2 separate regions of the Homo sapiens genome follow, and region 1 is linked to region 2. Evidence: chromatin loops called from intact Hi-C (ENCODE). Cell type or tissue: gastrocnemius medialis. All regions are shown on one strand. Each heading gives the region's core, and the rest is flanking DNA. Links, peaks and the distances in the headings are about the cores only.

What was found. Peaks named below come from ENCODE experiments on the same cell type or tissue, not always from the same donor. Only the 100,000 strongest peaks of a DNase experiment are listed, where the experiment ranks them.
Region 1: it touches region 2 in a loop (3-fold over the local background); 8 of 110 quality-filtered maps call a loop at or near these places.

The regions. Positions count from the first base shown.
Region 1 is chr5:40,984,194-41,000,005 of GRCh38, reverse strand. It overlaps C7 (complement C7), which reads right to left. Exons shown (of 18, transcript NM_000587.4): 18 at 15,363-15,812. MROH2B (maestro heat like repeat family member 2B) reads left to right here. Exons shown (of 42, transcript NM_173489.5): 40 at 227-329; 41 at 1,329-1,394; 42 at 1,848-1,986. The coding sequence ends at 1,954. Among named protein-coding and RNA genes, the nearest start is that of MROH2B, 79 kb to the left of the region's middle. In gastrocnemius medialis, for the core only: no CTCF peak of the experiment used is centred there; a DNase peak (open chromatin) is centred at 8,475; H3K27ac peaks cover 1,954 bases.
Region 2 is chr5:40,895,266-40,909,823 of GRCh38, reverse strand. C7 (complement C7) reads right to left here and starts at 327. Exons shown (of 18, transcript NM_000587.4): 1 at 208-327. The coding sequence starts at 213. RefSeq lists an enhancer at 13,438-14,087. In gastrocnemius medialis, for the core only: a CTCF peak has its summit at 4,929 (motif pointing left); a DNase peak (open chromatin) is centred at 4,912; H3K27ac peaks cover 1,275 bases.

The DNA.
Region 1 (15,812 bases), core at 5,463-13,462, 85 kb before region 2:
CTCCTTGGTTCCTAAAATTCATATCTGTTGATTAATCCCTTAAACTCTGATGGCTTCCTGATTAAATGTAGATCAAAATACCCATAAGACAATTTTCAGCCAATTAATTTATGGCTGTGTGAGTGCTCACTGGCCTTTACAAATCCGTTCTGAGGACCTATAGGATGCCAAATGTCACAAAGGTTCACTTTCCAGTTGCCCTCTTTGAAATTCACATCTCTTCTAGGCCAAGAAAAACCAGGAAATTCTGTGGATCCTCCACACACACTCCTTCACCTTCTTCACCAGCACCTGGGAGGTGATCAGGAGTGCAGCTGTCAAACTCACAGGTGAGTACACATCCCCATTTCCTACCCAGATATGTCTGCTTTTTCCACCTAGTTTTGCTTTGACCAGAAGCTGTCCAGTATGAACACTAGTAGGACTGGTATAACTTTTTTATTAAAGCCCAGAAAGGGCTTTTATCTTACGTCATGTAACATCCTCCCTCAAAGAAACCTGCTTCCTTTTGCAGTGAAAACTCATAACCTCTCCTGACTCACCTACACTCATTCTCCTCCCATCTGAGCCCTTCATGCTCCTTCTGGCTCCAAGTCCTTGCTCCTTCTTTTCCCCAGATCTTTGCTCCCAGCTGCTGCCCTTACATAAACACTTCTTCACCTCATCCCATAAGATAACCCATACTCAACATCCAAAGCTCAGTTCAAGCTGAGAGCTTTGGCAACATGATACAAGTGGGAAGTATGTTCATGTGGGGGCCAGCAGCCCCTGGCTCTGCTATGTGATTCTGGAAATTGACTTAACTTTATGTTACCTCTCTGTCTGATGTATAAAATAAAACATAAGTAAATCTCTAGAGATCCTTCTATCATGAAATTCTAAGTCTTACTTTGAAGCCTGTTCCAACTAATTCAGCCCACAGACAACAGGCCCACTCCCTTCACCACCTTTAAGGCCAAATTAAAAATCTGAAGATTCCTTCTTGAATCATACATATGATCCCCCCACCAACACATTATGAAATTTTTGAAGACAGAGACCCTATCTTACACACATTTGAAATCCCAACAACAACTAGCCTCCTTAGAAGATCATTGTGTGAACTCTGCCAAATACTCTGGATAAGTGACTACTTGCAGACATGGCACTCGGGACCCAATAGAAGTCACCCTGACATCATTCTAGGGGGTGCAAAGGAAGTCATATAGTTTGCTCATTCACCAGCCTACCATTTACCTTCTCACCAGGTGCAGAGTCTAACCTGCTATACTTTTCATGGCTTCTTCCTCTATAATGAAATCAGTAACATGGTCTCCTATTAACTTTAGATGCCGTTGTTCTCAATTTGACCAGCCAATATGTGGAGTTACTAGACAGAGAACAACTGACCACACGTGAGTACCAACCTAGTTTCTTCCCAGCATATTGTTACATTCTTAGGAAAAGAGAAAATATTGCTGTTCTAAGTTCCACGTCAGCCCAGAACTTGAAAATCTTAGTACCAATTATTGTCTCTGATGCTCTCTAGACACTAGAATTTCTCCAGGGTACAAAGCAATCTCCAGCTCCAGCCCTTTGCAGGCATCAGAAACACCAATAGACTACGATTTTCCAATTGCCTAAACCTACTGATCACAAGGTCAGGGCCTTCTCTTCCCTTATTTCAATGTTAAAATCATTTCTTGTAGTTCCACATCCTACCTTTTAGGATAAAATGTGAGCATGAGGACCTGAGCCCCACTTGGGTCTGACCCTCAGTGCTAAAAAGTTGGGCCTTGGCTTGGTTTGCCCTTCTTGCTGGGCTCTGACTCTCCTCCTCCACTTATTTGCTATTCTTGCCATTTCAGGACTCCAAGCACTTCGTCAAGATCCGTGTATTAGTGTCCAGAGAGCAGCTGAGGCTGCTTTGCAAACCCTCCTGAGAAGGTGTAAAGAGACAAGCATTCCTCTGTAAGCCATCAAGAAATAAACTGCTGGCTTTTCCTATATCTGACTCCTGTCTTCATCCTATTACCTCACAAACTTGGAGCATCTTGAGGAAAGAGATGCTGCCTACGATGGGGATATAGAAGTGGTGGTATATTTCTTCCTCTCTAGAATCTCCTTGGTGGCTTCCATTAGCAAAAAGCAAATCCCACAAGTTCACTTCAGGGATAACCTGTGATTTGGATCGTGACAGCCACATGGCTTTGCCTAGGTTAGCCCTCTGTCTTGAGAAAGTAAGTCCCAGCAGATATCAAAAAGCGGCAGAATTTGACCCACATAATTCTGCTGCCACTAAAAAGAGGTCCACTGTTATTTTCCGCATGTAGCCCTTTCCTCTCAGATCTTTGCCAGCTTTGAATTACTACCCACACTCCTCTTTTTAAAATCAGTCTTATGATAAACTTTAACCTGCCTATTCTCTCCCAGGTTGTAATTTATGTGTCAAGAGTATGCCAGGTACTTTTCTACAAAAGAACCTGTCTGGCATTCTATTAAATATCATCATTTCCTTTCTACTTTTATCCCAGAACAACAGTGCATATGCACGCACACAAGCACGTGTGTGTGTGTGTGTGAGTGCGTTCATTTCTTCATAGTATCTGGATTATTATTCTTTCTTGTTTTTCACAATGCATAAGTGAAAGGTTACATACATGAAATTACATACCTAAAAACAAGTTTCTTTTTTTTTTTTTTTTTTGAGACAGAGTCTCTCTCCGTCACCCAGACTGGAATGCAATGGTGCGATCTCGGCTTACTGCAACCTCCACCTCCCAGATTCAAGCAATTCTCCTGCCCCAGCCACCTGAGTAGCTGGGATTACAGGGGCCCACCACCACACACCTAGCTAATTTTTGTATATTTTAGTAGAAACAGGGTTTCACCATGTTGGTCAGGCTGGTCTTGAACTCCTGACCTCAGGTGATCCATCTGCCGTGGCCTCCCAAAGTGCTGAGATTACAGGCATAAGCCACTGCCCCCAGCCCTAAAAAGAAGTTTCTAACACAGATACTGGCACTCATTTAAAAGCACCATCATGATCATTTATTAGCACCATTATTAATATATTACTTTAGAATGTCCGTGCAAATTTTTATTACTTATATTCTAATATCTTCATCTCCAAGCTGTTTGGGGAAACATCTTTGTTTCTACAAAACCTAGGGAGCAGTAGAATCTTTTGGGTAAGAGATTATGGACTAGGAGTCCATTTCTTTATTCATTTAACAAATATTTATTGAATGCCTACAGTTTTATAAGGCATTGTTATAGCCACTGGAACTACAACAGGGAGGGAAAATAGAAAAATTGTGCCTTCAGGGTGCTCATATTCTATAAAATCTATGTATAAATTCCAAGAAATGGAGCCAGCCTCCCAGATAGCCCCAGTGATTCCTGCTTCCTGGTATTCATGCCCCTGGGAAGTCCCCTCCTACAATGAATAAAACTGACCTGTGCAACCAATACAATATTTCAGAAATGATGGACTATGACTTGGAAGACAAGGTCATAAGTAATAGTGCATTCTCTTGATTCATTCATTCTGGAAGAAGCTAGCTGATGTGTCCTAAGGACACTCAAGCAGCCCTGTGGAGAGGTCCAGGTAGCAAAAAACTCCTGCAAACAATGAGCACTGAGCTGCAAGGCGTGTAAGTGAATCATCTCCGGAATGGACCCAAGAGCCCATTAGTCTACAGACGACTGAAACCCCAGCTCACTCACACATTGACTGAAACCTAGGAGTGTGAGATAAAATACACCTGCCCAGCTAAATTTGAATTTCAGATAAATGTTGAATTTTTTGGTAAAAATATATCCTAGTTATATATTACACTAAAAAACTATTTCTTGTTTATCATGAATTCAAATTTAGCTGAGCATCTTGTATTTTTATTAGCAAAATCTAGCAATTCAAGCAAAATCTAATGAGAATCTTTAACCAGAATCATTAACCAAGCTATTCCCAAATTCCTGAACCATGAAACTGTGTGAGATAATAAAACTTTAGTGTTTTAAGCCACTGGGTTTTGAGGTAATTTGCTAGGCACCAGTAGGTAACTGTTACACAGAGAGTCCATGATCCTAGCAAAGTTGTATACGAATTTCTGTATAGAATCGCATAGGTGCATTTTCTGGGTAATGGCTTTCATTAACTTCTTAGTGGAGTCAGAAGCTATTCCCAAGCACAACATATGTGAAACAGAGCAAAAAAAAAGAAGGCAAAAGACATGGGTTTAGTTGACCTCTTTTGGCAGATTATTTTAAGTCAAATGACGTTGTGAAATAGTGCTATCCAATATAACTTCTGCAACGATGGAAATCATTTTTTCTTTCTTTAGTGACCAACATGGTAGTCACTAGCCATGTGTATCAACTGAGCATTTGAAATGTAGGTAGTTGAGGAATTCAATTTTTAATTTTATCTAATTTTAATTATTTTATTATTTATCAATTTTTAAAAATCAAACCTAATATTTAATTAATTTTAATTAACAGAAATTTAAATAGTCATGTATAGCTAGTAATTATGGTATTTCACAGGACAGTTTCAGAATGTAGGGCAAAAAGTATTAATAGAATTTGGGTTGAGCCACTACAGAACTATAGGACATCCTCGACAGGAGTGTAAATTCACTCACATAGGAATTTGTTGGGTATTTGTATATCTCCACCACAGCCCCCTTCCTGGCATGCAGCATAGGGCCTTTCTCATAGATTGATTGATCGAAAGTAGGTAGAATGGCCACACAAAACACACATTGCCTCTGAAACCTTTAACTGTCTAAACCCTTATCTTAGATTCACCTTGTTCTAAGACTCTCTTTCTCACAAATCCTGGTTCCACCACTTACTAGCCATTTGACTTCGAAAAACCACTTAACCTCTCTGTACTTCAATTTCCACAACTGTAAGATCAGGATAATAATTTGATTATTATTATCTGACTAAATATGTTAGTCCATTCAGGATGCTGAGACAAAATATCTTAGTAATCTGCAAGCCACAGAATTTATGTTTACAGTTCTGGGACTGAGAAGTCCAAGATCAAGGTGCCAGTAGATTTGGTGTCGGTGAGGGCTCATTCTTCATATGTTCCTTCTTTCTGTGTTCCTTCTCGCTGTGTCCTCACATGGTGGAAGAGGCAGACAAACTTCCTCAGGCCTCTATTATAAGGGCACTAATCCCATTCATGAGGGTGGAACCTAATCAACTTCCAAAGGCTCCATCTCTTAATACCATCACCTTGGGCACTAGGTTTCAACAAATGAATTAGGGAGAAACACAAACATTCATACTATAGCCCAAGTAAAGCATTTAGAAGCCCGGCACAGAATCATTGTTTAATCAATATTTATATTGTTAACTATGCAATATAAATATTATGATATTAGCAAATTTATCATTATAATCACAAATATTAGCATAAACTCAATGGTTGGTATATAAACCCAGCTGATGATCTCAGCCCCATGTGGCCATATTCCTGGCCCTGTGAATATTGCTGCCCTTCATAGGAGACTGAAGATGAGGTGGCCCCTCTAATTCAGGAGACCTCAGCTCAGCATCTGCTGCTCCTGCTCTGCCTGTTTCATAGTTGTTTCTCTTGCCAGACCCCATCAAAGTCTTCTTACTTGCTCTCATAACATACAGTACACCACAGTCAGGCTTTGTAACAGGAGACACATTTAGATCTCTTTTTCATCCCCAACAAATATTCCTACCATTCCCCCTCAGAGAGTTGTCACTAGTCCTCCTTGATACTTCTCTTCCCAGTCAGTCCCCCAGGGCCCTCTGTGGTTCATTTCTATAGTTCAAACACAGGCAGGTTACTCAAGTGAGAAAGTCCCTGATATGGTTTGGCTGTGTCCTCACACAAATATCATCTTGAATTATAGTTCCCATAATCCCCACATGTCATGGGAGGGACCCAGTGGAAAGTAATTGAATGATGGCGCAGTTACCCTCATGCTGTTCTTGTGACAGTGAGTGAGTTCTCACAAGATCTTACGGTTTTATAAGAAGCTTTTCTCCCTTTGCTCAGCGCTTCTCTCTCCTGCTGCCTTGTGAAGAAGGACGTTTTTGCTTCCCCTCCCGTGGTAATTGTAAGTTTCCTGAGGCCTTTTCAGCCATGCAGAACTGTGAGTCGATTAAACCTTTTTCCTTTATAAATTACCCGGCCTTGGGTATTTCTTCACAGCAGCATGTGAAGGGACTAATACAGTAAATTTGTACTGCAGAGAGTGGGTTGCTGTTGTAAAGATACCTAAAAATGGGAAAGCGACTTTGGAACTGGGTAAAAGGCAGAGGTTAGAACAGTTTAGAGGGCTCAGAAGAAGACAGGAAAATGTGGGAAAGTTTGGAACTTCCTAGAGACTTGTTAAATGGCTTTGACTAAAATGCTGACCAGTGATATGGGTAATGAAGTCCAGGCTGAGGTGGTCTCAGATGGAGATGAGGAACTTGTTGGGAACTGGAGCAAAGGTGACTCTTGCTATGCAGATACTGGCAGCATTTTGCCCCTGACCTAGAGATCTGTGAAACTTTGAACTTGAGAGAGATTATTTACGGTATCTGGAGGAAGAAATTTCTAAGTGGCAAAGCATTCAATAAAAAGCAGAACATAAAGTTTGGAAAATTTGCAGCCTGATGATGCGATAGAAAAGGAAATCCTATTTTCTGGGAAGAAATTCAAGCTGGCTGCAGAAATTTGCATAAGTAAAAAGGAGCTGAATTTTAATCACCAAGACAATGGGGAATATGTCTCCAGGACATATCAGAGACCTTCATGGCAGCCCCTTCCATCACAGACCTGGAGGCGTAGGAGGGAAAAATGGTTTCATGGACAGGGCCCAGGGCCACCCTGCTCTGTGCAGCCTCAAGACAGGGTTCCCTGCATCCCAGCTGCTTCAGCTCCAACCATGGCTAAAAGGGGCCAATGTACAGCTCAGGTCGTTGCTTCAGAGTGTGCAAGCCCCAAGCCTTGGTGGCTTACATGTGGTGTTGGGCTTGCAGGTCAACAGATGTCAAGAATTAAGGTTTGGGAACCTCTGCCTCGATTTCAGAGGATGTATGGAAATACCTGGATGTCCAGGCAGAAGTTTGCTTCAGGGGCAAAGCTCTCATGAAGAATCTCTGCTAGGGCAGTGCAGAAGGGAAATGTGAGGTCAGAGCCCCCATACAGAGTCCCCACTGGGGTACTGCCTAGTGGAGCTGTGAAAAGAGGGCCACTGTCCTCCAAACCCCAGAATGGTAGATCCACTAACATCTTGCACCATGCACCTGGAAAAGCTGCAGACACTCAATGTCAGCCCATAAAAGCAGCCAGGAAGGGGGGCTGTACCCCACAAAGCCACAGAGGCAGAGCAGCCTAAGGCCATGGGAGCCCACCTCTTGCATCAGCATGCCCTGAATGTGAGACATGGAGTCAAAGAAGATGATTTTGAAACCTTAAGTTTTAATGACTGCCCTATTGGATTTCAGATTTGCATGGGGCCTGTAGCCTCTTTGTTTTGGTCAATTTCTCTCATTTTGAATGGGTGTATTTACCCAATGCCTGTACCTCCATTGTATCTACAAAGTAGCTAAATTGCTTTTGATTTTACAGGCTTATAGGCAGAAGGGACTTGCCTTGTCTCAGATGAGACTTTGGACTTGGACTTTTGAGCTAATGCTGGAATGAGTTAAGACTTGATAGGACTGTTGGAAAGATATGATTGTATTTTATGTGAGGACATGAGATTTGGGACAGGCCAGGGGTAGAATAATACGGCTTGGCTGTGTCCTCACCCAAATCTCATCTTGAATTGTAGTTCCCATAATCCTCACATCATGGGAGGGACCTGATGGGAGCTAAATGAATGATGGGGGCAACGACCCTCATGCTGTTCTCATGATAGCGAGTGAGTTCTTATGGGGGTAATGACCCTCATGCTGTTCTCATGATAGTAAGTGAGTTCTTATGAGATGTGATGGTTTTATAAGGGGCTTTTCCCGCTTTTCTCAGCACTTCTTTCTCCGGCTGCCATGTGAAGAAGAATGTGTTTTCTTCCCCTTCCACCACGATTGTAAGTTTTCTGAATCCTTCCCAGCCATGCAGAGCTGTGAGCCAATTAAACCTCTTTCCTTTATAAATTACCCAGTCTTGGGTATTTCTTCATAGCAGTGTGAGAAGGGACTAATACAGTCTACTTGAGAGTCTCAGGGAAATAGAGTTGTAGAGGAAAAGCATGTTCAAGTATTCTTGAAGAAATTACAGATTTCTTTTAGTCTCACTCCTGTTGTTTTTCTCACTATTAGTTGCACATATAATCATTTTTCAATTTTTGTTTACTTTAGGATGGAGATTTTGTAATGTTCATGGACTGCCTAGTGGCTAAGCACTGCTTTGAAGAACTCTGAATCATATTATTTTGCTACTCAGAACTCTGCCCTTTAACCCAACAGTGGAAGCCAGTGTTCTGCTGGTAAATCAGGCCTGTTTAGTTTGGCTGACCCTGCCATGGAGGCAGTTTTACCAGAAAAAAAGAAGAACAAAGATCACAGACAGGAAGAAACAAATAGGCTTCCAGTGAAAGAAGCCAGAGAAATTGCTCAACTGGAGTTGTCCCAGTTACTGCCACTGTTTCAAAGGATAAAGTACAGAAAGAGGCACTTCTGAAGCACTCACCAGGCTCTAAAATTAGAGCAAAGTTTTCTAATGGTTTTTACTCTTACTTGAGTTAGTCTCCAACCCCACCATCATCCTTCAGATTTCCTGAGTATAGAAATAGAGAATGCGTAGTCAATTAGAAGGGCTAGTAACCTGTGAGCTCATCAGGAGCCTGGCAGAGAAAAACTTTCTGATAACAGTTTTATGTAGCTGCAGCCTGGGAATTATCATTTCTTCAGATTTCTCTTTCTTATGCATTGCTGGTATCCCTTAAACCATGACAAGCAGAAAATGTGACAGAGTCGAGGAACATGAGGGAGGGACAGTGGAATTCATTACAAGAATGTATGTGTGTGTGTGTTTGTGTGTGTGTGTACATGTGTGTGTCTGTGTGTGTAAAAAATCACCAAGTCATGACCTGAAAAAAGGACACTTGCTTTCTACCTCTACTTTGTCAGACTTTCTTTATCCAACAAAAACATCCTTACTTATTTGTATTCCTTCTGGATGAACTGTCCTGGATTTTATTTATTGAGTTATGTGGTTATCCTAAAGGCAAGATAAATTTGGGGAATATAACTTTCCAAATATATGTGACTCATAGCTTCTTTTTCAATTTGGGAGCCACTGAAAAACACAAGATAAGAAATCCCTTCTCTTACATTACCTACCACTACCTCCAAATATTCTGGGTCTGAGGATTAAAATAGTCAATACCCTAGAACTTTCTTAACTGCACAGTGGTCAAAAGAGGCTCTATCTTGGAGATGGAGAGCCTGGGAAACTGCTTATTAGCCTGCAGTACAGGTTAACTAGGACTTTTTCAATTTTTCAAAGAGAATAGCGGGTGTTTGAATCTACCTTTACTCTGCTTCCAGTGGAATCATAAGAAAACCATTCATTATCCAATCCTCAGAGGCTGTGCTCAGGGTTGAAACAGTGGGAATGTGCCTGCCCTGTGGATGGGGCAGATAGGCCTGTGGGCAGGGCTTGATGGTGGCAGTTTCCTGATCTGTTACATTCAACAGAGGACAGAATGAAGCCCTTTCGACAATAGCAGAAAAGTTTTATTAAGAGATAAAGATGACCAAATAGCAAAGGGACCAAACGTTGAATGACAAATTGAGTTAATCTTTATTCAGAAGACAGTGGGCAACTAAAAGGGGTTCTTGATCAATATAGTAAAATGATAAAATCAGCGCTGTAGGACATGATTAACAGAGTAGATAAACTGGTAAATCAGACACTAGCTGATAGGTTTTTAGACTAAGGAAATATATAAAGAAATGACAGAGGTGGCCAGGCACAGTGGCTCACACCTGTAATCCCAGCACTTTGGGAGACAGAGGCAGGCGGATCACCTGAGGTCAGGAGTTTGAGACCAGCCTGGCCAACATGGAGAAACCCTATGTCTACTAAAAATACAAAATTAGCCAGGCATGGTGACACATGCCTGTAATAATCCCAGTTACTCAGGAGGCTGAGGCAGGAGAATCACTTGAACCAGGGAGGCACAGGTTGCAGTGAGCCGAGATTGCACCATTGCTCTCCAGCCTGGGCAACAAGAACAAAACTCTATCTCAAAAAAAAAAAAGGAAAAAGAAAAAAGAAATGACAGAGATAATTTTGCTTGGAAGATTTAAAGGGGTGAATCAAAGAAAACTGAGAATTTAAGCTTAAATGACTAGGATAATAAAATGAAGCTGCTTCTTTCCCAAGATAGGTGCTTGTTCCCAAAATTGCACAGCATGGAAATAAGAAAATACCCTCAGAAGCCGGGGGCGGTGGCTCACACCTATAATCCTAGCCTTTTGGGAGGCCAAGACGGGAGGACTGCTGGAGCCCAGGAGTTCAAGGCCAACCTAGACAACATAATGAGACCCCCATCTCCACCAAAAATTTAAAAAGTTAGCTGGCCATGGTGGCACGCACCCATAGTCCCAGCTACTCAGGAGGCTGAGGTGAGAAAATCACCGGAGCCCAGGAGGTCGAGGCTGCAGTGAGCCATGATGACACCACTGCATTCCAACCTGGGTGACAGAGCAAAACTGTCTCAAAAATAAACAAATAAAAAAAAATACCCTCAGTGATGTTGCATTCCACTTTTGTGAAGCAGACCGCCATGCAGTTCATGTCTGGACTTGAATGAGAGGCTTATTTTAAATGCTATTATATTTAAGAAATTTCTGCTTTTGACCATTATGGAGTGACAGGAATTAGATTTCCTCTTCCACCTTAATCAACTGGAAAAAAATGAAAGTCAATGGTTTTTAAACATTTGACAAAAGTCATTGAAGGATTATGACCCCCAAGAGAAGGGAAACAAATGAGGTGAGACTTAGACTTGCCACGGCTTACTTCCCGGTGGCGATTTCCAGGCCACTGCACAGGTAGGTGGATTTCAAACAGTGTCCATTGGCTTCACTGAATTGAAGAACTAAAACCTCAGTTTGGGGAGTCAAGGCATTAGAATTTATAGAGTAAATTGCCTGAGACAAAGGAGCTGCACAAGGAGGAATGAGAGCTCTGGAGCTCAGCAGAGTGGGACCGTTGCTGATCTATGCTGAGTGCTGACTGGAAGCTGAGCTGTGTACAAGTGAGGGAGAGAAGTACCAGAAACCAGAAAGCCTAACAATTCCTAAAATTCACATAAGGAGGGATCATTTCGTACCAACCAGAATGGAAGGACATAATATAAACTCTAGATTAATGGTAGCTTTTGATTGCACTAAAAGATTTAACCTATTCTACGTAAGTTAGCTGTGCATTAGGATCAAATCCAGCATGAAACAATGTAAAATTTGTCAAAAAATTGTAAGTCATTCAAAAAAGAAATAATATTAACCAAAAGAAACTTTTTAAAAATAATTGAAATGGACCCATAAATGCCAAAATTGATTGAATTAATATATTAAAACTTGTAATGCTATTAAAAATGTGCTCCATATGCTCAAGACAATGAGGACAAAAATAGAAAATATTAAAAACTTAATAAATTATATAAATATATATTTTATATATATATATCCTTTAGGATATATATGATATCATATATCTATATCTATCCGACTGGTTCTGTTTTTCTGAAGAACCCTAATAAAGATTTATGTACTGAGAGTGGTTCTAGAGAAACAGAATTTCAAGGACAAGTTTTCTGATTTGGATCTGAGTTTAAAGATGCTAATGACTCTATTTCCAGTAGTAAAGAAAGCACTTACACACCATGGCATGAACTGGTAATAGAGATAAACGAAATATCTGCATTGGATATTTCTGATCAACCACTCATAAGAAGCAAGGAACTAGGCAACTAGCAGCATTTACTGGCACATGATAAGCACTACTGAAGTTTTAGCTTTAAATGTTAACATTGCTCTTTTCTGGTATTCAAGTCTTTGCATTACACATCTGAAGATTGAGGACCAGTGTTCTGTCTCAGAAGAGATGGTAATTCCAGCCTACGTTGCTGAGCTCCTGTATTAGATCTTTGAGGCACTGCTATTTCAATATGAGAGAAAAGTGTCTCCCCAGCATCTGCAGACACAATATATCTGATTTATAAATTTAGTTTGATCTCTTTGCATTACTTGCCAGGATTGCCAAAGGGCAAGCTTTTGAAGCAAAATTCCTCAGAAACCCACTGAATGAAGCAACAGTTTCACCCAAAAAATCACACCAGTTCACAGTCTCTACTACAGACTGAATATTTGTGTCACCCCACCCATTCATATGTTAAAGCTTTAATTCCCAATGCAATGGTATTTGGAGGTAGATTCTTTGGGGGATATTAGGTATAGATGAGGTCATGAGGGTGGGGCCCTTTTGATGATGTTAGTGCCCTGATAAGGAGAGTAAGAGACCAGAGCTCCCTCTTTGTCCACCATGTGAGGACACAGAGAAAAGGTGGCCATCTGCAAACTAGGAAGCAGGCCCCTGATAGACACTAAATTTGTCATCTTGGACTTTCCAGCCTACAGAACTGTGAAAAATAAATGTTGTTTAAGCCACCCAGTCTGTGGTATTCTGTTATAGAGACCTGAACCAACTAAGACAGTCCCCTCCTTTCTCCCATCTAAATTGGAAAGAATGTTTATTGCAAGATTATAATTCCCAGTATACATCCAAAAGAACTGTTAGCTCCAGTCACCTCCACTGTTAGAAGCAGGACTAGCAGTCTCTTCATAAGCCAAAGTCCCAAGATCAACTTTTCCAAAACTTAGGCCTATTTGTCAACATTGTTTAGATCTCAGTAATTGCTAAGCTTCCTCCTTAAGCCTTCTGGCTCCTTGTCTACCACAATTTTCAACTTCCCTACCCTCAATCAATGCTCCACAGGGAAGGTTACAGGAAACCTCCATCTATATTCAAAACAAGGAAGGAAGATAATTAGGAGGATCATACTACTCATGGAACAAAAGAAATGTCTTGCCTATTTAAGTCTATGCTGACATTTCATAATACTAGCACTCTAGCTATAGCAAGAAACCACCCCTACACGACTCATTTAACTATGCTGCTGTCTGGCAAGACACGACTAGCATACAATATCCGCAAGGTCTACAAGACAGTAAAGGGGCCAGTGCTAGAGTGAAACAGGATGAGCTCTACTCTGGGAGATAAAGAGATTTTTTAAGACTAGACTTTCTGCTAACTAGCTGTGAGACTGTGGAAAGTGACTGTAAAATGGACATTTTATTGAGCATATACAGCCAGTGTACTGAGCAATGAGGATAAGTCACTATTTTCACCAAGCTATAGGGGATTTGGGAACCAGATTTCCTCAAAAGTGCCTTTCTCTGCCACATTTAATGAATCTGTGCCCATGTCCATGCTAAACAGCCAATCATTACATTATTAAGAGACTCAAGATACTTTGGAAGGCTCATTATCATCATACCAAAGCTGCTTAATTCTATAGGGTCACAAGGGGGTCCAGTCAGTGGGCTTGAATACAGCTTTATATAATGCCTGACTTCAGGAGTTGCTCTTGGTGCTACCTGTGCAAAAAAGAGTTTCTGGACTTAGAGTTCAGTTGTGGCCCCTTATTAAATACTGTCATAATGCACACGTGGGTTGTATATGGCCTAATGATACACCAATCCTAAGCCTTTCATGTTAATCCATTTTCTCTTAGGGATGCCAGGCAAAACTTTTTCTTTAATAAGAAAATTATATTTTACTGTTGCTGAAAATTCCTTGACCTCTCTGTGTTCCCAGTTGACTAGGGCAGCTGATTATTTTGTAATAGACCCTCAAGCCAACATCGCATGTGCTTCGTTTTTCAGTCAATGTTTCTCTGTCTTGGACATCATTGATCTGCCGTATAACTAAGTCCCCTTCCCTGGAATTCAGTGCAAGTCTCCTCTCATAGAGATGCATGGAAATAACAGTGATAACAGAGCAGTTCCTATGTTTGTCTTTTCACAGGAAATTGTCCTCAGCCTATGAATTGAAAAGAACATTTTCATGTTTTCTTCTCTTGCCCACCTTCTCACCTCCAGCCCACCCCTTTCAAACAACGGCAGTCTTTCCATCTGGTCTTGTTAACCCCTGGCTGAGGAAGCAAATTTTTCTATGTGATTGATATCTTGAATGTAAATCTAGAGCTTTGCCTTCACAGCCTGACAGGAATAAATAAAAAGACAAATTGTAGGTGCTTTGGTTGTCACAGCAGGGGCTCCTATCATGGCATCAGCTTTCTCGTCCACAAATGTGTGAATGGCCTGAAAGTCCAAGGTAATTGAAAGGCAGGCATAAACCTGTTTTCTCAGACATTAATGGAAATTGCCTCCTACTGATGTCGCTTTTCTGGCTTAGTGTTCTGAGAAAGAAACAAGCCATTCTGTTTCTAACACAAGTATTGAGTACGCTTTAACTAGTCCATCAAGGAAGAAAAATCTCAGTGGACTGGTATGGCTACTCAGTTCTGCCAATCCCATACTAAGAATGGCCCAATTTATCTCTCTCTTTCTATCTCTCCTGCCTCCCCTTTTCTTTTCTCTTCTCTTCTTTGTCTATCCGCTCTACTTCAGAGAAGAGAAAGAGAAGTATTGGATACCCCTGAATACCCACTTCATCTTGTGCCCAAAGTATGCAATATCTTAAGTTTTCTTCAAGTTTATGATGATGACCACTTCCACTAGCTATTATGCTGTGAAAATAATCCAAATGCCTGTGGTGGGTGAGTATGTGTGTATAAGTGAGTAAGTTTGTGTGTATTATGTGTGAGTATGTGTGTATTATCTCCAAATAATCCAAATGCCTGTGGTGGGTGAGTATGTGTGTATAAGAAATGTGAATAGGAACATAAAGAAAATACAGAATAATGATAAACCATGGTGCCGTGGTTTGCATGTGTTTCCCAAAGTTCATGTGTTGGAAACTTAACCTCCAATGCACGTGTTGGGAGGCAAGCCTTCATAAGAAGTGATTAGGACATGAGGTCTCTGCTGCTATGAATGGATTGTGTTGTTGTAACGGGAATGGGTTAGTTATCATGAGGGTGCTTTTGTTATAAAAACGAGTTCAGCCCCTGCTTCCTCTTGCTCTCTCTTGCCCTTCCACGTTTTGCCATAGGATGATGCAGCATGAAGGCCCTGCCAGATGCCAGCACCATGCTCATGGACTTCCCAGCCTTCAGAACCAGCAGCCAAATAAATTTATGCTCATTATAAATTACCCAGTTGGTGATATTCTGTTATAACAGCATAAAACAGACTGAGACAGGACGGGTTCAAAAAATATTGATTAATACACATACCTTGACCGAAAGAAAAAGTGATTACTAATTGGACACATAAGTGGACACATAATAAGCCGGGCACATAAATGGACACATACTAGGCTGTTTCAGGGAATGCTGTATAAACCAGCTGCTCAGCACTTGCAGCTCTTAGCAGTTACAAAACAACTAGATGGTTCACAAGACTCATGTGAAGCTGAGATTAGCCATGATCTGCCCAGCAAAGAGGGCAACCCTCAATCAGATTAGCCAGTTACCTGGCTAGTTGCTAGGTAATCCAAAGTTCCGGGGGTCACTTGTCAGATTTCCTGCTTGGCACTCCACATCCCTACCATACCCTACCTGAATACGAAGAACCCTCCTTCTCTTTCAAGGTGATTACAAGTCATCCTGCACTGGGAAAGAAGGTTACATTAATAACAGTTTGAATGGGGC
Region 2 (14,558 bases), core at 1-8,000:
ACTTTGGCTGAACTGTTAAATATGTTTAAATAAGGATTTCTAAACATCACCCCCAGGTCTTTTTCTTCTGTATTTTCCTCTGGCCTTCTATTTATTTGATGTCTTTCAGTTAGGTATTACACCTCTTCGTTTAAATTACATTTATATTACCCCCGTTCATTTGAAAAGATAGCTTCATTTACAAAAGTAATGAATTTATTGTCTTACCTTCATGTTTGGGAAAACATTCAGGGCAGAAGAGAGGAGGAAGATTTCCTCTGTAAGGGCCGGGTAAGTTTTCAACAGCAGGAAGAGCCCAGCAGGCTGCCTGCCTCTCTGCCTCTCCCTGCTCTAGATTATCTTGGCACTCATATATAGAGCAAGTGGTCCTGAGATTTAGCTCCTACCCCAACCGGATTCTCCAACGACAGCAAGAGCCTGACCTTGTACTTAATCTGTGCCTTGAAACCAGATGCATCTTATCAATTACACAGCCTTAGCTACAGCCAGCTGGGACTGTTTGGAAGTTATAGATATGTTTCTTAGAAACATATCTATAAATCAGGAAACACAGCAAATGTTCTCAGTTCAATGTTTAAGTGATTTTCAACCAAAGGAGACTCTGTAAGGCAAGGGATGAGCCTCCTTCTTGTTTCAATCTACTAAACTAAGTGGATGTTTTCATGATTCTCTTAAAAGGTGTTATATGCCAGACTTTGAGATTAAATATTTTATGAAAGAAAATATTTAAATGCAGTTCTGTCACTCAAAATCTAAATAGAATGTTCTGGAGTAGAATTTTTCCCCAAAGTACAGCCTAATACAACCCAATAGTCATCCCTTCATGCTTAACTTTCACAGAATAATCAGAAAGAATATCAATTTTTGTAAACATATTTGAGGACATCACTAATTTTCTCAAGAACTTCACTTAATCCTTTGATAATCAGATCACTGTGTTGGAAAGTTCTTCTCAGGGTCATTATCCACATCCATTTTCTCTCCTTTGCTTTTTATCTTGTCTTATTCTACCAGGTCTTTATTTTCCCATAGCTTTGCATTGATTCTAGCAAGTCCCCAACATCACCTTCATACATTTAATAAAATGCTGCTTATTTTGCAAGATTTTAGATTTCCTATTGAAACTGAGCTACAGTTGGCCAGGCGCGGTGGCTCATGCCTGTAATCCCAGCACTTTGGGAGGCCAAGGCGAGCGGACCAAGAGGTCAGGAGTTCGAGACCAGCCTGGACAATACAGTGAAACCCCGTCTCTACTAAAAACACAAAAAAATTAGCCAGGCATGGTAGCATGCACTTGTAGTCCCAGCTACTCAGGAGGCTGAGAGAGAAGAATCACTTGAACCCAGGAGGCGGAGGTTGCAGTGAGCTGAGATCGCACCACTGCACTCCAGCCTGGGAGACAGAGTGAGATTCCATCTCAAAAAAAAAAAAAAAAAAAAAATTGAGCTACAGTTTTATTTGTATTGTTGGACCAAATATTCTAACACTAGCTGCTAGTGCATTATGAGTGAGGTAGAATAAATGTTAAGCGGGAAAGAAAATTTGAGTTAAGAATAATTTTATAAGTAAACATTCCATTAGTGAAGATTTTCTAGCTTTAATGACTTTTTCTTCCTATATCCAAAGCACTGGAATAATAAAGACAACCCCTATCCTCCCCTCATAAATTAATGGTGGTTTCCAGAGACAAAGCTTCCGCATCTTTTGTTCAAAGCTTTAGTGATTTGTGTGGAAGAAATTTTGTCACAGAGACAAAGATCCTGACTCCTGAAAGAAATATTTTTTATTCAGCTCCAACTGCATAAATTCCAGATGCCATAGACTCATCTTAAATTCTCAATATACAATTCCATTTCAGCGGCTCTCTTAGTTTGGGTTCCCCCAGAAGTAGATTCAGAAACAAGAATTCAATTGCAAGTAGTTTGTTTTTGTTTTTGTTTTAAGAGATAATCTTAGAAAGCACCACTGGAAGTGGGAAAGTGAGATTGGGGAGAAAAGAAAGTCAATAAAGGGTGTTTTATCAAGCAAGAGACTCCAGTGGGCAATTTGAGTTCAGTTCTAATGAGGAACTCTGAAAGACATTGCACACGAACTCTGCAATTAAGAGTTAGTCCAGCCAGGTGTGGTGGTTCACACCTGTGATCCCAGCACTTTGGGAGGCTGAGGTGGGTGGATCACTTGAGGTCAGGAGTTCAAGACCAGCCTAGCCATGATGGTGAAGCCCCATCTCTACTAAAAATACAAAAAAAAAAAAAAGCCAGTTATGGTGGTTCATGCCTGTAATCCCAACTACTCAGGAGGCTGAGGCACGAGAATCACCGGAACCCAGGAGGCAGAGGCAGCAGTGAAGTGAGATTGCACCACTGAAGAGACTGCACTGCTGAAGAGCAGCCTGGGTGACAGAGCGAGAGCCTGTCCCCCAAAAAAAAAAAAAAAAAAAGAGTTAGTCCAATTAAGGGGTAAGGAAACCCATCGCTGATGATGAAGGTAGCTTCTGAACCCATTGGCTCTCTGGCACTACCAGCTTGCCCTGGGGGCAAGCTAAGCACACGCCTGCAGCCATAAGTAAAGGTTTTCAAGCAGGGAATTGTAGCATTTGCAATATTTGCAGGTGTTTACCTTTGTCATTTAGAGGCGAGCGATGAAGGAATATGGGTAGGGTACCAACAGCATCTGCTACAGTAGCTTTTTATTTATATATACATGCATGTATTAATTTTTTCATCCTGAATTTGATCAATATTTTCTAAAATGTGTAATATGATAGGCTATCAGCTTTGACAGGTAGAAGCCTTAAGCTATATCCTTCCTTATTTTTGTTCTTTACATGCTATAAAGGACCGTATTAGCCCATTTACAGAATATCCTTAATCTAGAGGATGATTTGGATATATTTATAGTAATTTAGAACTTGAATTGTTCAGCTCAGGTATCCCATAGATCATTCAATTCTGAAAGGGTTACAGAAACTTCCTTTCCCCAATTGCCTTGCACACTCCTACCTTCATATCTGTAACATCACAAGAGCATTTCTTCTGTCTGCAATTTTAATGGAGGAACCATTAGCACAAAGGCTTTAAATGCAGGTGGGAGCAACACTGTGGGAAGTTTTACTGCTAGCATAAGTTGTATGGACTTTATTCACACAATGAGTCACTGAGAATTCACCCACTGGAAGTTTTTAAGAAAGAATCAAAGCAGTGTTTTAGATTGATTGAAACAGTAGCTGTGTGCAGCCTACATAGAATAGGTAAGGAAAGGAAGCAGGAAGCGTGACTTGGAATTTATTTCAGTAGTTTAGACAAGGGGATCAAGGCCTCATTTAAAAAGGGATTGACACAGCTGTCTCTACAAAAAACACAAAAATTAGCTGGGCATGATGGCACATGCCTGTAGTCTCAACTACTCAGAAAGCTGAGGTGGCCCAGAAGGTTGAGGCTGCAGTGAGTTATGAGCAGGTCACTGCACTCCAGCCTGGGTGACAGAGCAATGCCTTGTTTCAAAAACAAAAACAAAAACAGAAACAACAAAAAAAGAAGGGGCTGGGCACGATGGCTCACACCTGTAATCCCAGCACTTTGGGAGGCCGAGGCAGGTGAATCACTGGAGAGGTCAGGATTTCAAGACCAGCCTGGCCAACATGGTGACAACCCCTGGACAACATGGTGGACAACTGTAATTCCAGCTACTTGGGAGGCTGAGGTAGGAGAATCACTTGAACCTGGGAGGCAGAGGTCGCAGTGAGCCAAGATGGCACCACTGCATTCCAGCCTGAGCAACAGAGCAAGACGTTGTCCCAGGAAAAAAAAAAAAAAAAAAGGAAAGACAAAAAAGGCAGAAGAATTCACAGGGTTTAGTGATTAAATATGGTTTCAAGTCTGATTGACTCAGAGAATTGAAAGAATTTAAGAAAAATTTAAAGGAGGAAGAAAATTAGAAGTCAAAAAGGAAGAGATGGTTTTGGAGAGGGGACATTTTTACTTTGGGGAAAGCATCCAACATATAATGGAGGTCTCTTTGGGAAGAGACAGGCTTCACCTATGTCTCTTGGAGGGGGACATGGGTGGAGCTGCTAGCATGGAGGTATCTAACTAAAATCATGGACTTCAGTGAATCTTCTAGAGACTGAACATAATGAACCATAAAACCACAAGAAATGCCCCTGTTCAGGAGTAAGAAGAAAAAAAGTCCCAAAAAGGAGAGGTTACAGAAAAAGAAGAAAAACCAAAACAGTGCAACATCAAGCCAATTCAGGAGAATTTCAAGATGAAGAACCCAGTCAACAATTACTCCCAGCAAATGCCCAGCTTGGATTTGCAAAGCACAGTGCATTGTAAATTAAATGTTCTGAAAGTTCTGTAACAAGTAAAACTTTTTTAACTTTTTCAACCCAGAATTTCTCAAGTTCATGTGACCCCCTGGACTTTTATTTCTAACAAACCCCAAAACTGGTATATGGGCATGCTTTGGCAAATAAATGGTGTCTGAGCCAAAGCTAAATCAGTAGAAGGATAAAGCAGATTTCTGCCAGACTGGGGAAGGGTCAATAAGGGCACAGCCCTCTCCTCATCTCCTGTGACACCAGCTCTTCCCCATTTGCCCTCACCTCCCTTGGCAGCTCTTCAAACACTGTTAACATCCCCAAACCCTAATGAAACTATTACTCCACCGATGATATCAGGAAGCAATTCTGGTTCACCACAGGGAGATATTTGAAAACATTTTAACGAAGCTATTTCATTTACTAGTCATTTCATTTTGCTCTGAATTGTTCCAACAGATTTAGCTGACTCTGGGGGTTTCAGAGGAACAAACTCACTGGGGAAGAGTAAAAGCCTCCTTTTTCCTCCTCTCTTGTATTGAGGCTGATAAGGTCAGAATTGAACCGGCCAGGAGTTGGAGTGAAGAAGCAAGAGCATCCCCTAGTGGCAGACTGCTCCAGGCCCTAGAGTCAAAGAATACCATTAAGCTCTGGAGTTAAACCACTCAGGAGGGAGTGAAACACAGTGAATCTTCCTAGGCTCCCAGGCAAGTGCTTGTTAAGCTAATAAGTACTCCAGGTGGTGTTGCTTTTTCCATTTAAAGTGTCACACTGTGAACAGTTTGAGAATGAAAAATGGCTGCCAAGCAATGCCTTATTCAAAGGAAGATTTCAGTAAAATGATGATTATTAAATGCTTTATCATTACACATAATAAGATGCTGCCCATCTCTGCTGGAAGCACTGCATTAAATGCTGTGATCTGTGCATTAATTTAAAGTGAGGCCACTAGATTAATACTCTCTGTTGGCATCCGGTTCTTCATAGGAAAGTTGTTTAAGGTTTAAATAGATTAGGAAATACAAGGTTTCACACTTCCCTTCTGGACAGACTTCTGGACAGGTGCCGTTGTACTTTTCCACACTGGACAAGCTTTTGCCCTGGTGACCCCGATGGCTGCAAATGGCAAGAATCAAATTACAATCACGAGGAGATAAGAAGTTTTGTCGTTATGGTTTTTAATAGCGACAGGCATTTGCTAAATTTAGGAGAAGGCCCAGATTTGTTTGGGTTTCTGAATGGCATCTGGGTTTTTCAGTTATTGCAATGCACATTGTAGCAGTAGCCTGCAAGTACAAGATACATTTCATTTGGTTTAAATTTGAATTAAGTCAAACAGCTCTGAGAAGGAAGACATAAAATACAAAGATTTCAGTGGTTCTGTAACTGCCTTATGTAAAGTCCTGTGGAGGAAGGGTAAAAAAGGACAAGGTCATTTATTTGATCTACACTTCAAACTTGTGGTGCCTAAACGGAAAGTTGTTTTTGTTTTCATACCAAGAGCTCAGCATGCAATAGACCTAAAATAAAAATCAATCACTCAGAAAATGTCAGGCCACCCCTTAATTTTAAGCTATAATTCTTTAAACAATCTTTAAACAGATATGTTTTAATATCAGATTCATCGTTAAATATTCCACAGGCCAAGAAAGAATAAACAATGTGGTTAAAAAAAGTAAAATCCTAGGCGGGTGGATCACAAGGTCAGGAGTTCGAGACCATCCTGGCCAACATGGCAAAACCCCATCTCTACTAAAAATACAAAAATTAGCTAGGTGTGGTAGCACACCTGTAGCACATGCCTGTAATCCCAGCTACTCAGGAGGCTGAGGTCGGACAGCTGCTTGAACCCTGGAGGCAGAGGCTGCAGTGAGCCGAAATCGTGCCACTGCACTCCAGCCTGGGTGACAGGGAGGGACTCTGTCTCAAAAAAAAAAAAAAAAAGAAGTAAAATCCTGAATTGTGCAACCTCTTAAAATGTTTGTGAAAAAAAATCTTAGTAACCAGGGAAGAATATTCACAAATACCTAACTAGAAACTTCTTAGGAGGAAAATTTTTCTAAAACCAAAATGAGTACTAATTTGTATTTCTTTTGTTTTGTTTTTTTTATTTTTTTATTTTTTTGAGACAGGGTCTTGCTCTGTCACCCAGGCTGGAGTGCAGTGGTGTGACCACAGCTCACTGCAGCCTCAACCTCCTGAGCTCAGGTGATCCTCCCACCTTAGCCGTCCCTTGAGTAGCAGGGACCACAGGCACATGCCACCATGTTCAGCTAATTTTTATATGTTTTGTAGAGCTAAGGTTTCATCATGTTGCCCAGGTTGGCCTCACACTGCTGAGTTCAAGTGAACCTCTTGCCTTGGCCTTCCAAAGTGCTGTGGGCCTCTAATTTGTGTTTCATTTATACAAATATGTGCTCTGAAAACAGATAATCTGGGTTCAAATCTTGGGCAGGTTTGTTCATCTCTCTGACTTTCTGTTTTCATATCTGAAAGGTGGAAATCATATTATCTGACCCCTAGGGGTATTATATTAAATGAGATAATCCAAATACAACAATTATAGCATCATGCCCAGAATATAGTGAGCTTACTCCAATAAATATGAACTAGTATGCAAATTATCATAAACAATCCAGCTGGGCACAGTGGCTTGCTCCTATAATCCCAGCACTTTGGGAGGCCAAGGCAGCAGGATTGCTTGAGGCCAGGAATTCAAGACCACCCTGAGCAACATGGCAAGACCCCATATCTACAAGAAAATTTTAAAAATTATCCATGCATGGTGGTGCATGCCTCTGGTCCCAGCTACTCAGGAGGCTGAGGTGGGAGGGTCACATGAGCCCAAGAGATTGAGGCATCAGTAAGCCATGATCGTGCCACTGCATTCCAGCCTGGGCAACAAAGTAAGAACATGGCTCAAACAAACAAACAAACAAACAAAAAATTGGGCCGGGCGCAGTGGCTCACAGCGGTAATCCCACCACTTTGGGAGGCCAAGGTGGGTGGATCACCTGAGGTCAGGAGTTCGAGACCAGCCTGACCAACATAGTGAAACCCTGTCTCTACTAAAAATACAAATATTAGTCGGGCATGGTGGTATGCACCATAGTCCCAGCTACTTGAGAGGCTGAGGCAGTAGAATCGCTTGAACCTGGGAGGTGGAGGTTGCAGTGAGCTGAGATTGCACCACTGCACTCTAGCCCGGGCAACAAAGTGAGACTCCGTCTCAAAAACAAACAAACAAACAAAAAAAAACAGTGAAACAATCCGAATAGTCATCAATGATGGATTGGTTAAATAATGTATAGCATATACACACTTTTTTTGTTTTTTTTGTGAGACTTGCTTTGTTGCCAAGGTTGGAGTATAGTGGCGCCATCTTGGCTCACTGTAACTTCCACATCCTGGGTTCAAGCTATTCTTGTGCCTCAGCCTCCCAAGTAATTGGGACTACAGGCATGCGCCACCATGCCTGGCTAATTTTTTTTGTATTTTTAGGAGAGACAGGGTTTCACCATGTCACCCAGGCTGGTCTTGCTCTCCTGAGCTCAGGCAATCCACCTGTCTTGGCCTGACAACGTGCTAGGATTATAGGCGTGAGCCACTGCACCCAACGACAGTATGTACACACATTAAATGGAATATTATTCAGCTAAATAAATGGAAGAAACACTCTATGCACTGATATGGAAAGATCTACAAAATATACTCTAGAGGTGAAAAAAAAAGGTGCAGAACAGTATAGCATTTTGGGTTAAAAGAAGGGAGGAGAATAAGAATATATATTCTATTTGTTTGCATTTGCATGAAAAAACTCTCATAGGATACACAAAGAAACTAATAAAAATTCTTATCTGAAGATTAATGTGGGAAGGAAACTAGGTGAAGAGATGGAAACAGAATGAATAGAAAAAGGTGGGACTAAGAATTTTACTTTCCACTAGTTTTATAGTTTTAATACATTAATGAATGTATTTCTGATTTTTTAAAAATATAATTACTTAATTTTATTTTGTTAGCTTTTATTATTTTATAATTCAAAGTACAAAACAATAAGCATCCTGGCTGGATGTGGTGGCTCATGCCTGTAAACCCAGCACTTTGGGAGGCCAAAGCAGGAGAATCACTTGAGGTCAGGAGTTTGAGACTAGCCTAGCTGACATGATGAAACCCCATTTCCACTAAAAATACAAAAAAAAAATTAGCCAGACGTGGTGGTGCACACTTTTAGTCCCAGTGACTTGGGAGGCTGACGCAGGAGAATCGCTTAAACCCAGGAGGTGGAGGTTGAAGTGAGACAAGATCACACCACTACACTCCAGCCTGAGTGACAAAGTGAGACTCCACCTCAAAAAAAAAAAAAAAAAAGAATAAGCGTCCTAATATATTCTTTGTCCTTTGTTTGTTTGCTTGTTTGTTCATTTGTTTATTTGAATGAATCATGGGATACTGTAGGGATACACATAGCACTAAAAGTAACAGCAATCTTACTAAAATGCTTCATGGTCACCAGGACCAAAAGGATGGTCTGGAAGGTAGATATAGTAATTCATAGATCTTTACTTTAGTGCACCACCAATCTATTTCTTTGATATTTATGTGACCAAGTTTCCAAATGCAAGCTCTCAAAGTGAGCATATGAGTAAACATCACTGCTGCTATGTAATTAAATATACACGAAATGTAATAAATTACCCAGACTCACAAAGAAATTGGTTTCATTCTCTTCTTTCTCCTTTTCATCTTCTACTGATTTGGGCCTGTTTCTGGAAAGAAAATGTGGCTTGCCAAAAAAGGCATCAAACAAATCTTGTCTCAAATTTAGAGTTCACAATCTGCTATCTGTATTATCCTCATAGGCCTCAATTTTCTTACATAACAAAGGGAATGAAACTTTTTATAGGATTGATGAGATTCAAGATATATAAAAACCATAGTACATCATCTTGAGCACATATAAGCTCCACACTCATGAACAATAAATGAGTTTCTTTTAAATATGCATAAGTAAATGTGAACCAAAGAGAAATTTTTATCAAAACAGTTTATTTTTTTCTTATTATACTTTGAGTTCTAGGGTACATGTGCACCACATTCAGGTTTGATACACAGGTAAACATGTGCCATGTTGGTTTGCTGCACCCATCAACTCATCATTTATATTAGGGATTTCTCCTAATGCTATCCCTCCCCCATCCCCCTACCCCCCAACAGGCCCTGGTGTGTGGATGTTCCCTGCCCTGTGTCCAAGTGATCTCATTGTTCAATGCCCACCTATTAGAGAGAACATACAGTGTTTTTTTTCTGTTCTTGTGATAGTTTGCTCAGAATGATGGTTTCCAGCTTCATCCATGTCCCTGCAAAGGACACGAACTCATCCTTTTTTATGGCTGCATAGTATTCCATGGTGTATATGTGCCACATTTTCTTAATCCAGTCTATCATTGATGGACATTTGGGTTGGTTCCAAGTCTTTGCTATTGTGAATAGTGCTGCAATAAACATACATGTGCATGTGTCTTTATAGCAGCATGATTTATAATTCTTTGGGTATATACCCAGTAATGGGATTGCTGGGTCAAACAGTAATTCTAGTTCTAGATCCTTGAGGAATCGCCACATTGTCTTCCACAATGGTTGAACTAATTTACACTCCTACCAACAGTGTAAAAGTGTTCCTATTTCTCCACAGCCTCTCCAGCATCTGTTGTTTCCTGACTTTAATGATTGCCATTCTAACTGGCATGAGATGGTATCACATTGTGGTTTTGATTTGCATTTCTCTGATGGCCAGTGATGATGAGCGTTTTTTCGTGTGTCTGTTGGCTGCATAAATGTCTTCTTTTGAGAAGTGTCTGTTCATATCCTTTGCCCACTTTTTGATGGGGTTGTTTGTTTTTTTCTTGTAAATTTGTTTGAGCTCTTTGTAGATTCTGGATATTAGCCCTTTGTCAGATGGGTAGATTGCAAAAATTTTCTCCCACTCTGTAGGTTGCCTGTTCACTCTGATGGTAGTTTCTTTTGGTGTGCAGAAGCTCTTTGGTTTAATAAGATCCCATTTGTCAATTTTGGTTTTTGTTGCCATTGCTTTTGGTGTTTTAGTCATCATGTCCTTGCCTATGCCTATGTCCTGAATGGTATTGCCTGGGTTTTCTTCTAGGGTTTTTATGGTTTTAAGTCTAACATTTCAGTCTTTAATCCATCTTGAATTAATTTTTGAATAAGGTGTAAGGAAGGGATCCAGTTTCGGATTTCTACATATGGCTAGCCAGTTTTCCCAGCATCATTTATTAAATAGGGAATCCTTTCCCCATTTCTTGTTTTTGTCAGATTTGTGAAAGATCAGATGGTTGTAGATGTGTGGTGTTATTTCTGAGGCCTCTGTTCTGTTCCATTGGTCTATATCTCTGTTTTGGTACCAGTACCATGCTGTTTTGGTCACTGTAGCCTTGTAGTATAGTTTGAAGTCAGGTAGCATGATGCCTCCAGCTTTGTTCTTTTGGCTTAGGATTATCTTGGCAATGTGGGCTCTTTTTTGGTTCCATATGAACTTTAAAGTATTTTTTTCCAATTCTGTGAAGAAAGTCAATTTGCAGGTTGATGGGGATGGCATTGAATCTATAAATTACTTTGGGCAGTATGGCCATTTTCACAATATTGATTCTTCCTATCCATGAGCATGTCATATTCTTCCATTTGTTTGTGTCCTCTTTTATTTCATTGAGCAGTGGTTTGTAGTTCTCCTTGAAGAGATCTTTCACATCCCTTGTAAGTTGGATTACTAGGTATTTTATTCTCTTTGTAGCAATTGTGAATGGAAGTTCACTCACGGTTTGGCTCTCTGTTTGTCTGTTAATGATGTATAGGAATGCTTGTGATTTATGCACATTGATTTTGTATCCTGAGACTTTGCTGAAGTTGCTCATCAGCTTAAGGAGATTTTGGGCTGAGACGATGGGGTTTTCTTTCATATATATATATATATATATATATATATATATATATAAATTTTTTTATTACACTTTAAGTTCTAGGGTACATGTGCACAATGTGCAGGTTTGTTACATATGTATACATGTGCCATGTTGGTGTGCTGCACCCATTACAATCATGTCGTCTGCAAACAGGGACAATTTGACTTCCTCATTTCCTAATTGAATACTCTTTATTTCTTTCCCTTGCCTGATTGCCCTGGCCATGGCCAGAACTTCCAACAGTATGTTGAATAGGAGTGGTGAGAAAGGGAATCCTTGTCTTGTGCCGGTTTTCAAAGGGAATGCTTCCTATTTTTGCATTTGAGTGAGTTTCTTAATCCTGAGTTCTAATTTGATGGCACTGTGGTCTGAGAGACAGTTTGTTGTGATTTCTGTTCTTTTACATTTGCTGAGGAGTGCTTTAGTTCCAATTATGTGGTCAATTTTAGAAAATGCAATGTGGTGCTAAGAAGAATGTATATTCTGTTGATTTGCAGTGGAGAGTTCTGTAGCTGTCTATTAGGTCTGCTTGTTGCAGAGCTGAGTTCAAGTCCTGGATATCCTTGTTGACATTCTGTCGCATTGATCTGTCTAATATTGACAGTAGGGGTGTTAAAGTCTCCCATTATTATTGTGTGGGAGTCTAAGTCTCTTTGTAGGTCTGTAAGGACTTGCTTTATGAATCTGGGTGCTCCTGTCTTGGGTGCATATATATTTAGGATAGTTAGCTCTTCTTGTTGAATTGATCCCTTTACCATTATGCCTTCTTTGTCTCTTTTGATCTCTGTTGGTTTAAACTCTGTTTTATCAGAGACTAGGATTGCAATCCCTGCTTTTTTTTTCTTTCCATTTGCTTGGTAGATCTTCCTCCATCCCTTTATTTTGAGCCTATGTGCATCTTTGCATGTGAGATGGGTCTCCTGAATACAGCACACTGATGGGTCTTGACTCTTGATCCAATTTGCCAGTCTGTGTCTTTTAATTGGGGCATTTAGCCCATTACATTTAAGGTTAATATTGTTATGTGTGAATTTGATCCTGTCATTATGATGTGAGCTGGTTATTTTGCCTGTTAATTGAGGCAATTTCTTGATAGCATCAATGGTCTTTACAATTTGGCATGTTTTCACAGTGGCTGGTACCAGTTGTTTCTTTCCATGTTTACTGCTTCCTTCAGGAGCTCTTGTAAGGCAGGCCTGGGGGTGACAAAATCTCTCAGCATTTGCTTGTCTGTAAAGGATTTTATTTCTCCTTCACTTACGAAGCTTAGTTTGGCTGGATATGAAATTCCGGATTGAAAATTCTTTTCCTTAACAATGTTGAATATTGGCCCCCACTCTCTTCTGGCTTCTTGGGTTTCTGCCAAGAGATCCACTGTTAGTCTAATGGGCTTCCCTTTGTGGGTAACTTGACCTTTCTCTCTGGCTGCCCTTAACACTTTTTCCTTCATTTCAACCGTGGTGAATCTAACAATTGTGTCTTGGGGTTCCTCTTCTAGAGGAGTATCTTTGTGGTGTTCTCTGTATTTCCTGAATTTGAATGTTGGCCTGCCTTGCTAGGTTGGGGAAGTTCTCCTGGATAATATCCTGAAGAGTGTTTTCCAACTTGGTTCCATTCTCCCCATCACTTTCAGGTACACCAGTCAAATGTAGATTTGGTCATTTCACATAGTCCCATATTTCTTGGAGGCTTTGTTCATTTCTTTTTACTGTTTTTTCTATAACCTTGTCTTCTCACTTTATTTCATCAATTTGATCTTCAATCACTGATACCCTTTCTTCCACTTGATCAAATCGGCTATTGAAGCTTGTGCATGTGTCACAAAGTTCTCGTGCCATGGTTTTCAGCTTCATCACGTCATTTAAGGTCTTCTCTACACTGTTTATTCTACTTAGCCATTCATCTAACCATTTTTCAAGGTTTTTAGCTTCCTTGCAATGGGTTCGAACATCCTCCCTTAGCTCGGAGAAGTTTGTTATTACTAACCTTCTGAAGCCTACTTCTGTCAACTCATCAAAGTCATTCTCCATCCAGCTTTGTTCCGTTGGTGGCGAGGAGCTGCGATCCTCTAGAGGAGAAGAGGCGTTCTGATTTTTAGAATTTTTCAGCTTTTCTACTCTGGTTTCTCCCCATCTTTGTGGTTTTATCTACCTTTGGTCTTTGATGTTGGTGACCTACAGATGGGGTTTTGGTGTAGATGACCTTTTTGTTGATGTTGATGCTATTCTTTTCTGTTTGTTAGTTTTCCTTCTAATAGTCAGGTCCCTCAGCTACAGGTCTGTTGGAGTTTGCCAGACCCTGTTTGCCTGGGTATCACCAGCGGAGGCTGCAGATCAGCAAATATTGCAGAACAGCAAATATTGCTGCCCAGTCCTTTCTCTGGAAGCTTTGTCCCAGAGGGGCAGCTGCCTATATGAGGTGTCTGTCAGCTCCTACTGGGAGGTGTCTCCCAGTTAGGCTACATGGGGGTCAGGGACCCACTTGAGGAGGCAGTCTGTCCATTCTCAGAGCTCAAACACTGTGCTGGGAGAACCACTGCTCTCTTCAGAGCTGTCAGACAGGGACATTTGTCTGCAGAAGTTGTCTGCTGCCTTTTGTTCAGTTATGCCCTGCCCACAGAGGTGGAGTCTAGAGGCAGTAGGCCTTGTTGAGCTGCGGTGGGCTCCACCCAGTTTGAGCTTGCTGGCCACTTTGTTTACCTACTCAAGCTTCAGCAATGGCAGACGCCCCTCCCCCAGCCAGGCTGCCACCTCGCAGTTCGATCTCAGACTGCTGCACTAGCAGTGAGCAAGGAACTGTGGGCATGGGACCGGCTGAGCCAGGCACGGGAGAGAATCTCCTTGTCTGCCAGTTGCTAAGACCTTGGGAAAAGTGCAGTATTTGGGTGGGAGTGTCCTGTTTTTCCAGGTAGTCTGTCACAGCTTCCCTTGGCTAGGAAAGGGAAATCCGCCAACCCTTTGCACTTCCTGGGTGAGGCGACACCCAGCCCTGCTTCTGCTCGCCCTCCCTGGGCTGCACCCATTGTCCAACCAATCCCAGTGATATGAACCAGGTACCTCTGTTGGAAATGCAGAAATCACCTGTCTTCTGTGTCAATCACGCTGGGAGTTGCATACCGGAGCTGTTCCTATTCAGCCATCTTCACTCCTTCCGTCTCAAAACAGTTTATTAGTCAAACACAGTGGCTCATGCTTATAATGCCAGCACTTTGGGAAACCCAGACAGGAGGATAGCTTAAGGCCAGGAGTTTGAGACCAGCC